2 separate regions of the Mus musculus genome follow, and region 2 is linked to region 1. The links are chromatin loops, found by intact Hi-C in ENCODE. Cell type or tissue: gastrocnemius. All regions are shown on one strand. Links, peaks and the distances in the headings refer to the core of each region. The heading gives the core; the rest is flanking DNA.

The links. Peaks named below come from ENCODE experiments on the same cell type or tissue, not always from the same donor. Only the 100,000 strongest peaks of a DNase experiment are listed, where the experiment ranks them.
Region 2: it touches region 1 in a loop (9-fold over the local background); 14 of 42 quality-filtered maps call a loop at or near these places.

What each region holds. Positions count from the first base shown.
Region 1 is chr8:94,581,619-94,586,989 of GRCm38, reverse strand. Psme3ip1 (proteasome activator subunit 3 interacting protein 1) reads left to right here. Exons shown (of 8, transcript NM_028221.4): 6 at 3,976-4,106. Among named protein-coding and RNA genes, the nearest start is that of Gm38555, 17 kb to the right of the region's middle. In gastrocnemius, for the core only: a CTCF peak has its summit at 2,336 (motif pointing right); a DNase peak (open chromatin) is centred at 2,358; H3K27ac peaks cover 2,589 bases.
Region 2 is chr8:94,489,376-94,494,746 of GRCm38, reverse strand. Nlrc5 (NLR family, CARD domain containing 5) reads right to left here. Exons shown (of 49, transcript NM_001033207.3): 15 at 5,166-5,234; 16 at 4,325-4,417; 17 at 3,839-3,922; 18 at 3,177-3,266; 19 at 2,372-2,416; 20 at 1,629-1,706; 21 at 394-477. Among named protein-coding and RNA genes, the nearest start is that of Mir7072, 13 kb to the left of the region's middle. In gastrocnemius, for the core only: CTCF peaks have their summits at 2,143 (motif pointing right) and 2,604 (motif pointing left); DNase peaks (open chromatin) are centred at 2,160 and 2,563; H3K4me3 peaks cover 579 bases.

The DNA of each region.
Region 1 (5,371 bases), core at 287-5,286:
AGTGCATGCTTACTGAAGTCAAAGAGAATCTCATCCAGTGGCCCTCTCTCCCACTGCTTTAGGCCCTTGGATAGGCTCTCTGTGAACCTGAGCCCTGCTATGCCAGCTAAGCTGCCTGGCCAGTAAACTCCTAGGGTCTGCCTGTCTCCACCATGCCTGGTTTGGACAGTCATGCTCAGGATTGGAACTTAGGTCCCCATGCTAGCCCAGACAGTTACTGAGCCTTCTCCCCAGACCTAAAAGGGCCTGTTCAGAAACACTCTGCTTACTCTTCTGGTTTTAGCAAGATTAGACTATCCTCCCATACACTGCGAACTACTCCCGAAGTGGGCTCAGGGAACAAGGACAGTCATTTTACTTTGACTTAATAGTGCCTTGTTGGAAACATCTACTTGTATAACTTTCCCATTTTCCTGAGATGGTCTCACTGCATAGACTAGGTTGGCCTTAAAGACTCTTGCTTCTTGAGTGCTAAAGTTACAAATGAATACCATGTGCCTTTGAATGTCTTACTAGGCTCCTGCACGTCTTACTTAGATGATGAACAGTCGTCAGTTCATGCCACATTGACCCCAGTCATGCTTCCCTCTATTATAGCCTTTCCCACCTTCCCTGTCTCCTCTACTCTGCCTTAGCCAAAAGTACGTACGAAGCGTTCTCCAAACCTCTCTAAATCTTGTTGTCTTTCTCATCACTCTAGACTTTCTTCTGTATTGCTAGGGTTACTACTAATTGGTTTCCATTTCTCTTTGCCCTAACAATCTGTTCTTTGGGCATAATGGGAAATTGTAAAAGTTATCTGGCAGCATGTAACTTTGAAATACTCCAGTGATTTTTTTTCCTCCCTGTGGCAGTTAGTCTAAAGTAGACCTCTTTTTGAGACAAGATCTCACTGTTTAGCTCTGACTAGACTAGAACTCACTTTGTAGACCAGGCTAGCCTTGAAATCAGAGAGATCACCTTCCTCTGCCTCCTGAGTGCTGGGACTAAAGATGTGCACCACCATGCCTGGCTCAAGTCTGCATTCGTTCATCAGTCTCTGCAGAGCTCTGCATGACTTATGATAAATCTCCTGGCCTGGTGTTCTGTAGCCACTCTTCCTGACGTTTACTCTACTCTAGCCTCTGCCCTCCTTGCACATCAAATGGATTCTATTGCAAGGCCTCAAATTCATGGTTTCCTCAACCTGAAATGCCCTTCCCTCAGATTTCCCAAGGCTAGCATTTCATGGCTTAGGACTCAGCTCTGTATGCCTTTCCTCAAGCACTTTGTATGGTTGCAGCTTCTGATTGCTGTACCATTACATCCTGTTTACCACCAAATGGTATTACATGTAGTGTTATCTGGGAATTTATACATTCTAAGCACGTACTCTATTGAGCTACCCAAGCCCCATCATTTTGTTTTAAATAGGGTACATGTTCATTTGTTTGCCTGGCTCTTTTTATCTCTTTACTGCTAAGATGTAAAATAAGTTCTGTAACAACCAGAATGACTGAATTTTTTTTTCCTGGTGCCTGGAATATTGTAAATTCTCAATAAATATATAAATAAATGAGTATATAGCCCACAGGAGCTATTGATAGTCCATCCTAACTTTTACCCATCTACAAGGAAGCCTATTTGGATATTTTAAGCTTTGTAAGTTGAGTAAACTCACTGTTCTGTTTGAACATGCTTCATCAGTGAATTGGTAATTGATGGTAGGACAGTCAGTGTGCATCCTGGCTGGCTTGGAATTTACTATGTAGACAAGGTTAGACTCAGGGACAGAGGTCCACCTGCCTCTTTCTCCCCAGAGCTTAGATTAAAGGTGTCTGTCACTATGGCTGGTTTGATAGTAGGATTTTCTGTTTGTACTAGCTAGTATTTTCCTGCAGAGTGTATATACAGTAGGTCCACTAAACAGTAGTGTGGGCAGCAGTGTGGCCAGATACTCTGTGCCTTAGTGACAAAGTTATAAGTAGAAACTGCAATGTACTAATGACTTTGACATTTTTTACTAGGAAAATTAAGTCTCTTGTTTCAACCCCCCTCCTACCCTCTCACCATCCCAATAAAAAGGAGCGTTTGGGGCTGACAAGATGATGACTTGAATTTGATCTCTGGGACCCATATGGTAAAATAGAGAACTGACTCCTGCAAGGGGCCGTCTTACCTCTGTACACTTGTGGGAAACATGCATCCCTGAGTGTGTGTTTACATGTAATTTTAAGAAAATGAAGATTGAGGGGTGGCAAGGTGGTTCAGTGGTAAAGACATTTGCCACCCAGCCTGGTGTGTGTGATGAGGTAATCTCTGTTTCTCCATCTTTCAATGGCTTCTTCTTGGGTGTCTTGGGCACTAGATGTCACTGTTGTGCAGTAAGGCACTGCTGCATCCTAACAGCTGTCAGATATTTACCCGCTTAGGAAGTTATGAGGAAGAGCCTAAAACGGAAGGAACATATGCTAGCGGAGAGAACAGCAGGGGTGACAGCCTGTGAGCTGGTGATGACCATGATGTGACAAGTGCCCTGCTTAAGGATTTTCTGCCTTTAGTGGTACTGGGGAGTGAGCCTAGGACCTTACATATGCTAGGCAGCCTCGCTAGCACTGAGCTATATCCTAGCCTTTTTTCTACTTTTTATTGTGAGAAAGGAAAGTTAAAAGCTCTGGGATGGAATGTCAGTCAGAGCTGGGAGCATAAGTACTGGCTGCAGGCTTTGGTTCAAGTGCATGCTGAGAGTTGATGCAAAGTTACCCCTCAGTTTTAGCTGTAAACAATTTTTTTTCTTGGTTTTTTTGAGACAGGGTTTCTCTGTATAGCCCTGGCTGTCCTAGAACTCACTTTGTAGACCAAGCTGGCCTCGAACTCAGAAATCTGCCTGCCTCTGCCTCCCAAGTGCTGGGATTAAAGGCGTACGCCACCACTGCCCTGCTCAGCTACAAACTTAAAACTGACTCTTCTGACCCTCTGCCTTCTGCCCAGAGGACAGCAGAATAACAGGATAGGTTGACACAGCTGTGGCTGGCTTGACCCCTCTATAATCCAGAGTAGGGCTTAACACTCTCAAGTAGCTGGAATATAGACCTTCACCAACAGGTCAAACCTGTCTGTCTCTCTCTGAGCCTCTCTCTGTGTGTGTCTCTGTCTCTGTTTCTCTCTCTGTTTCTCTGTCTCTGTGTCTGTCTGTCTGTCTCACTCTCTGTCTTTGTGTCTATGTATGTCTCTGTCTCTCTCTGTCTCTCTGTGTGTGTGTGTGTGTGTGTGTGTGTGTGAGAGAGAGAGAGAGAGAGAGAGAGAGAGAGAATATGCATGTGGAAAGTTAGAACATTTTATAGGAGTCTTTTCTTCCTTCTACCATGTGTGTTCTGGGGATTGAACTCAAGTATTGTGGCAAGTCCTTTACTCCCTGAACTGTCTTGGCAGTCACATAACAAAGATCTTAAGGAATATAAAGGAAATTGAGAAGTTATTATGACTTCCTTAGAAATAAGTAACTAAGTCTCACCTTTGAAAGGTGAAATGCAGTTTTGCAGAATGTCCTCATGACTGTTGGTGACACTCAGATGAGAACCATAAGCAGCAGCTTGTCCTGCTGGTACAGCACATCAGAACACTTCAGTGAGAAGATCATAAATGCTACAGACATAGAACGGGAGTCCAGAGGCCGTGTTCAAAAGCATAGGCAGGGCTGGGTGCAGGTGCATTCATGAGTGTGAGGCAGCAAATTACTAAGACCTGACCTTCACACATGAACGCAGTGATACACACGTGCCTTCATTCACACACACATGTACACACACACATGTACACACACATACATACATACAGGATCTGGTGCTTTAGATCTAGATCCCAACCATTTGGGAGGCCAAGTCACATTTAAGTTCTGCCGAGGGGCCAATGGATTATATTTGTTGTCCTCTGGATTTACTTTCGCTCTGGAGCATTTCTTCCTTTGGTTAATCTGACCCTTAACCTGTAACTCACAGTAATCTCAACAAGGTTGGAATTTCTGCAGAAAATAAAGAAGTAGAGAAGAAGCTGGCCGTGAAACCCATAGAAACCAAGAACAAGTTCTCCCAGGCAAAGCTGTTGGCAGGAGCTGTGAAACATAAGAGGTCAGCGAGCGTGTGCCCATGGTGAAAATCTCCTCTGGCCACATAGTCTGAAATGCCACTTGCAATGGTGCCCAGAGCAAGTGGTTATTCAGCATGTTGCTGGGACAATGCTCCAGTGTGCTTGCCTTTCTCTCTCCCCTGCCAGATTTAGTGTCCCGGTAGCCTTTGCTCCTAGCCTGATTGGATCACTCATTCAGCTGACATACAGCTCCTTTTCCCTGAGCACCTGCTGGAGGTTAGATTTCCTCTAATGGCCTCACAAATTGCTCTCCCCCGTTCCTCAGAGTATTGGTTATTCTGACCCGTTTTACAGATGGAAAGACAGCTGGAGAGTTGAAGAACTTCTGTCCACAGTTGTCAGTAATAAAGCAAGAGTTCGGTGCTGAGCTTTGTATCTGTAGGCAGACGAGGCAGCAGATGCCTCAGGATTGCTGCTGGTGATGGGGTAACAGCATCTCGGAGGAGCACAGCTGGAAGTGTGCTTCCTGAAGCTAGAGAAGGGCTTAGAAAGATGTTGACAGGGTAGGGCACCGGGACTCTGGACAGGCAAGGGAGAAGAGACCCAGAGAACAGCTGCTGCAGAGGCATTGAGAGAATGGGGCAGCTGTGACAGGTTAGAGACCTGCCTACCGCTCACTCTGACTGACGTGGGAGTAGCACTGCTGGAGATTCTGATAAGTTCTTTGTCATGTTTGCTCTTCCCTTTTCAAATCCTGAAATGGCACCAAAGTGATTGAATCAGCTTGACCAACCAGACCGTGGGCAAAATGCTGTAAAGTGCAGTCTATTAGGAAAATCAATATGGTGTATTGGCAACCAGCCACATATTTTGAATAGAGTGTATTGATGCAGCCTTGTGGTTTGGCACATCCTCTATCTGCTGCAGATGTTCCTAGGAACACTGAGCACATGTAAAATGTCATCGTGGTACAGCAGCAGCAGGGGGAGGATTGTGGTCAGAGAAGAAGCCTTAACAAACCATGAATCTTTAAACACCCCATGTAAGCCTCCCAAAGTCCACCAGCTCTCAGGAGTCAGACCTGGGCCAGTTTGATGAGTCTCCAGGTGGGCAGTTACCTCTTAGGTACTCTTGCACTGCCAAATGGTGTTTCAGCTGTCTCCCTTGATCAGTCTTTATATCATACTTAGGAAAGGATCTGTTAGCTTATTTGGTGATCTGTATAGAGTCTCTCTTGGGTTTTCAAAATGCATCACTTAATGTTGCTTTCAAAGCAAGGTGACACATTAGCCTCTTGGGGCAGGAG
Region 2 (5,371 bases), core at 226-5,225, 92 kb after region 1:
TCTTGTTCACAGAAGTAGAAACTGAAGTACAAGGACTCAGCCAGCTTCCATGTGGCTGAGAGAACTCCTGGTTATGGTCAAGGGCCTGGTTGTTCTGAAGTGTGAGGTATTTCAGGGACAAGGGGTTCAAAGGTGATGAGATTAGCCATAGAGGCAGGATGAAGGAGAGACTTGTGTGGGGCTCTGAGACAGAACTCCATGTGGTCCAGTACTTGAGGCTCCTGGGAGAGGGCCTGACCACTGATGGGTCTCATAACTGGCAGAGTAGGGCTGATTGGTCTGGTGGAAGAAGGCCGTCAAAGATTTATCAAGTCTCCCCTATAAGCCCTCACCCAGTTTTCTGCACAGCCACCCAGCCACCCTGTGCACTCCGGGTTTTGTCTTATTACTTACTGGACTTCCAGAGGCCCTGGGCTCTTCTCCAGAGTGGCACAGAGGAAGGTAAGGCTCGTGGGTTCCAACTGACACTCTTGAAGGCTGAGAGAGGGAAGAGGATGGGGCTTCAGAGAGGACCCTTCTTCTATCAGACACCCTCCCCAGAACTGCAGGCCTCAGGTGCCTCTCCTATGCCCCGCAGAGCACACTCCCCTTCCCAACTCTCCTGTGACCAGCCATCACGATATCTACATCAAAGCTGCTCCACGTGGTGACTCCTCTCTGTCCACCACCTCTGCCGGAGCCCAGGCCTCATCTTCACTCACCTGGATTCCTTATCACCTCTGACTTCCACTCTCGATGTCACAATCCATCACCACCCTCTGAGGGTCTCACCTTTTTTTTAATTTGTAAAATGTGTTTTGCCTGCATGCATACACATGCACCAAGTGCATGCCTGCTGCCCACGGAAGACGGTGTCAGACCCCCTGTTATTGGAGGTAGGGATGGTTGTGACCTGCTGTGTGAATACTGGGAACCGAACCCAAGTCCTCTGCAAGAGCAGTGAGTGCTCTTAACTGCTGGATCCTTTCTCCAGTTCGTGTTTGATCTTTCAACACTGAGAATCTAATGGGGCCTCCCCACTGCTCAAAATCCACTGCTTAAAGCCCTCAGTGGTTCCTTAGTACCCTTAAGTAAAAACTGAACACCCCGCCCAAGCTCTGCTGCTATGTGCTCTAGCTACACTGCAATGCTTCCAGACGTGCCCTCATCCTGGCCTTTGTTCATGTTGCCTCTCCTGCCTGGGGCATGACAAGTTCCCTCTGAATAGCTCTGTTGGCACCAGCTTAGGCATCTCTTACTTAGGCAGCTCTGATGGGAGAATGCCAGGTCTCAGGAAGGTCTTCTAGCCCCTTGTGGCCTAGTTGGGAAATCCCCTAGATCCCCTTGTGGCCAGACTTTTCTGGAGTATGACATAAACCCCTTTCTAGAAATGAAAGTCTCAAAAGCAGACAGAGAGAGAGTCAGGGTGGGGGAGAGTGGGTTTCCAGTGTGTTTCAGAGATATGACAATCTTCTCTTAGGAGAGTGTCAGGCCTTAGCTCCACTGAGGTGATCCAAAGGGCCCAGCAACCCCCAGAGCTAGGTCCCCTGTCCTTTTCTTTTCCCATCTCTCAAACTCTTTTAATTTATAACCCCGAGCTCCTGGCTCTGCCCAATCCCTGACCCCTAAAGAAAAGTGGGAAACAGTACCAGAAGCTCCGGGAGGTGTACCGCTGACTCAGCTCCAGTACCTGGACTCCAGTCTGGAATTTTGGTTCTAGTGCATCCCTTGGAGGGGGAAAAGCATAGCAAAAAGAAAGCTTGAGCCACACCTGGGGGGCTCCCACGCCCTCAGGACTTCCACACCTGGAAGGGATCTGGAGATTTGATTCCAGCCAGGCCCCTCATTGTTCAGGTGGAGGAACTGAGATCCATGAAAGGGAAGCTGGGGCGAGGAAAATCAACAATTCACACCCGTCCAGGGCAGCCCCCAACCAGGTGAGTGGAGACAGAATGGAGTGCCTCCCCTGCCACCACTTTGTCAAAACCGTATTTCTGTCTCCCTGATCCACAATTCTTTTGCCCTGAGATCCCGCAGAGACCCTAAGCTAGGGAACCAAGAGCACCTAAGCCAGGGGCTAGCCTGGCTTCTGATCGCCTGCGTTAGCTGTGGTGAAGTCACTGCCCAGCTGTGTGGACAGCCTCCAGGGTTCGGGCCATGACGCCTGTTGCCACCAGGGGGCAGCTGGAAGAGCCTGTGAAGTGCTAAATTGGAGTTAGCCTGGTTTTGCAGGGGCTTGCTGACTAGTTAGCCAAGCTGCCCCAGAGACCTCGCCAGACCTGGCGGTCATTCTTGGGCACCAAAATGTCTGTCAGGGTGGAGATTGTGCATCCACAAGAAGCAGGAATCAGAGCTACAGGCTAGCTCGACTGCCCAAATCTCCTCTCCTCACCTGCTGGTCCCAGCTCCTCGAAGGAAGATGCAGTCACTCTCAAGGCTAAAAGCGAAGAGGAGGAAGCTGGTTGAGAAGAGGCCAAGGGTCCCCTCCCGAGAAGGGCTTAAGGGACCAGGAGATAGCCTGCCACCCAGGGACTATAGTAACAATGGATCAATCGACAGCCACGGTTAGTCTTGGTTGCAGGGCTCTTGGCCTATTATTTCAGCGCCCTCTCGTGGTAAAGCAGGAGAGAAGGCAGGCTTCCATGCTCTATCCAAATAAGGACATAAGAACCCTAACGTTAAGGACCAGCATTGGCCACCTGCCACCACACCTCTATTCTTAGGATTCTCAGGGAAGGAGGAGAAAGGCAGAGGGTTTTTACAGGCTTTTTATATGGGGGAGATCCAGGGCTGTGGGTTGGCTGGTGCCTTCCCCTCCAGCTTCATAAACTCTGGAGATGCCAGTTAAGCCAGTCCCTGAGCCCCGAAGGCCACCAGCCAGCCCCTAGTTTGCTCAGGAGTATCTAAGGACAACCTGGAGGGTAAGGGAGAGTGGAAAGATGTTTGTCCCAAGGAGAGTTTGGAGAAATTTGATTGTTCCTGGTACCATGGAGCCACAAACTTTACTGATTCATTCATTCATTCGTTCGTTTGTCCATTCGTTCATTCATTTATTTCATTCACTAATCCTAGCACACCTTCACTGCACCTGGTATCATCTAAGATCCTGAGGATGACCCCAAATGACCTGTAAAAATGAGGCCTCAGCAGGGGCTTATGAGAGGAGGGAGAGGGTGGGGGACAGGGCAGCCACTCACCTGACATCTAAGTGGAACACCCACTGCAGGGAAGACAGACACTGGACCAAGCTAAAGACAGCATCCATGGACAAGCCATTCCTGCTGAGGCTGAGGATCACACAGTGACAGTGGTGAAGGACTCAGACACGCTCTCTGAATTTCAGAGCACAGGGCCAGTGATGGGAGTGTCTCTGGCCGCAGATGGCAGACCCCAGTGAACCCCCAGGTGACCATCACAACCCTCCCCCCCAACTTCACTGCACAGCTGTGGAGATGAGCTAGGCAGGTAGGAACTTGCTCAAGGTGACAACTGGAGCCCAGAGCGCCCTCTGAACTCTATTTTGCCGCCTGATAAGGGAATGGCGGGACTCAGGGTAAATTAAAAATGGGAGGAGACTCCTTAACAGGAGCGGGAGGAAAGCTATCTCTTCTCCAAGGAGACACAAAGGAGCTGCTTGGAGAAGGCCTGAAGCAAACGGCGGGGCCCTGAGTTCTTTGAAGTAAGTCAGTGTTTAGTCAAGCCAGGGGGAGGCCTTGTTGAACACTTGCCTGTGTGTTGCTGTGGGAAGAGGGCTCATACGCACTTTCTGGTTACATCTTTACTGTATCCAGAAGAAGACCCGAACAACCCCTCTCACTGGTGGGAACCCAGAGGCCTTGGGGGGTGGTTAGTTGCTTACTTCAAGGACTTCAGGGGACCCAGTCCTGGGAGCAGCTCGGTTAGCAGGATCACTCCTTTGCCCCCCAAAGAGTTGTCTGATAGGCTGGAAAGGAAGAAGCAAAGGTTAGTGGAGGATGTAGGTTCTGCTTTGGCAGCAGTGTGGTCACCTGGTTCCTGGGACCAGGAACCCAATCTAAGCACTACGTCACAACTCTGCACTTCACACACGGGACACTTCCATCCCCCTACCCCCACCATTCTTTCTAAGATTTGTGGTCTTCTGGGAGCCAGACATGGCTGCAAAGGGCACCAGTGTGAGATGTATATTTGGAAAGAAAGTCACTGTCCCTCCCCCCTCGCCCCCCAGGTCTCTGAAGGGTCTCTGATGTCAATGAGAAAGAAATCTGGGGATCAGACTCTTCAAAAGAAAACAGGACACCTGCATTCTATCACCAAGCAACACTCTACTGTCCCCACCGCTGCCTTTCTGGAATCAAATACTCACTCAAGATGATCCAGGTTGTGGGTCTGGCAGCTGGCTCTCAGTGCCTCACAGAGCGTCTCTGTGTGCTTGGCCAGGAAGCCACAGTGTGTCAGCCTGCAAGGGGCAAGACCCACACAGCTCTGCAGTGCCCACCAGACACTGTATCCAGAGGAAAGCTGCCCCTAGTGGGCAGAAGGGTGGGATTGTGGTACATGGCATTGAGAAAGGCAGGAGGACTAACACACAGCATGCCCCAAATAGCAGAGAGGCATAGGGCTGGGGTTGGAGAGAGAGAGAGACAGAAATAAACAAGAGAGCAACAGAGACAGACAGGTTGAAATAGAGACAGAGACAGGTAGAGATTGCATCAGGGGTAGTTAGAGATAGACATAGGCAGAGACAAAGAGACACAGAGTGACAGTGGCAGAGACAGATAGGGACAAAAAGCAAAGACAGAGGAGAGATAAGAATGAGGACCTTGGAGAAAGAAACAAACTGTGAATGAGATAGGCAAGGAGAGAGACAGACAGACCAACCGACCGACAGACAGGCAGGCAGGCAGGCAAAAAGAAGGTGATGTTGATGGGAAGATGCAGAGCTGAGGGGAGCCCAGGCTGATGCCCAGAACTGGGGATCAGAGGCTCATGGCTCCCCTTTTCTCAGTTCAGAGTCTCTCCAGCCCAGGGTGCAGGGTACAGGATAGGGCTGCCTAGACAGTAGGAGGAGACGGAGGGATGGGCTATGCAGGAAACAAGAAGTTGACAGCCATAACTCCTTGACATGGCAGGTTGTGGTGTCTTCTGGGGAGCCTTTGAGACAGGCTTAAGGCTTGGGGACAAGGAAGGGAATATTGCCATTGTACCTGATCCTTCGAGATCTCTGGGACAACTCGGAGGTCACAGGAGACACGAAGCTGATAAGTGGTGCCCTCCTGGAGGAACACATAGCAAGGCCAGACTCAACACATCTTGCCTCTGGTTCCAGGGTCCATTGCCAAACTCACTGTCAACCTTTCAGTCTCGGTGCTTAGCCAGGGTCGTGAGACTTTAGTCTGGCATGTGACTGGGG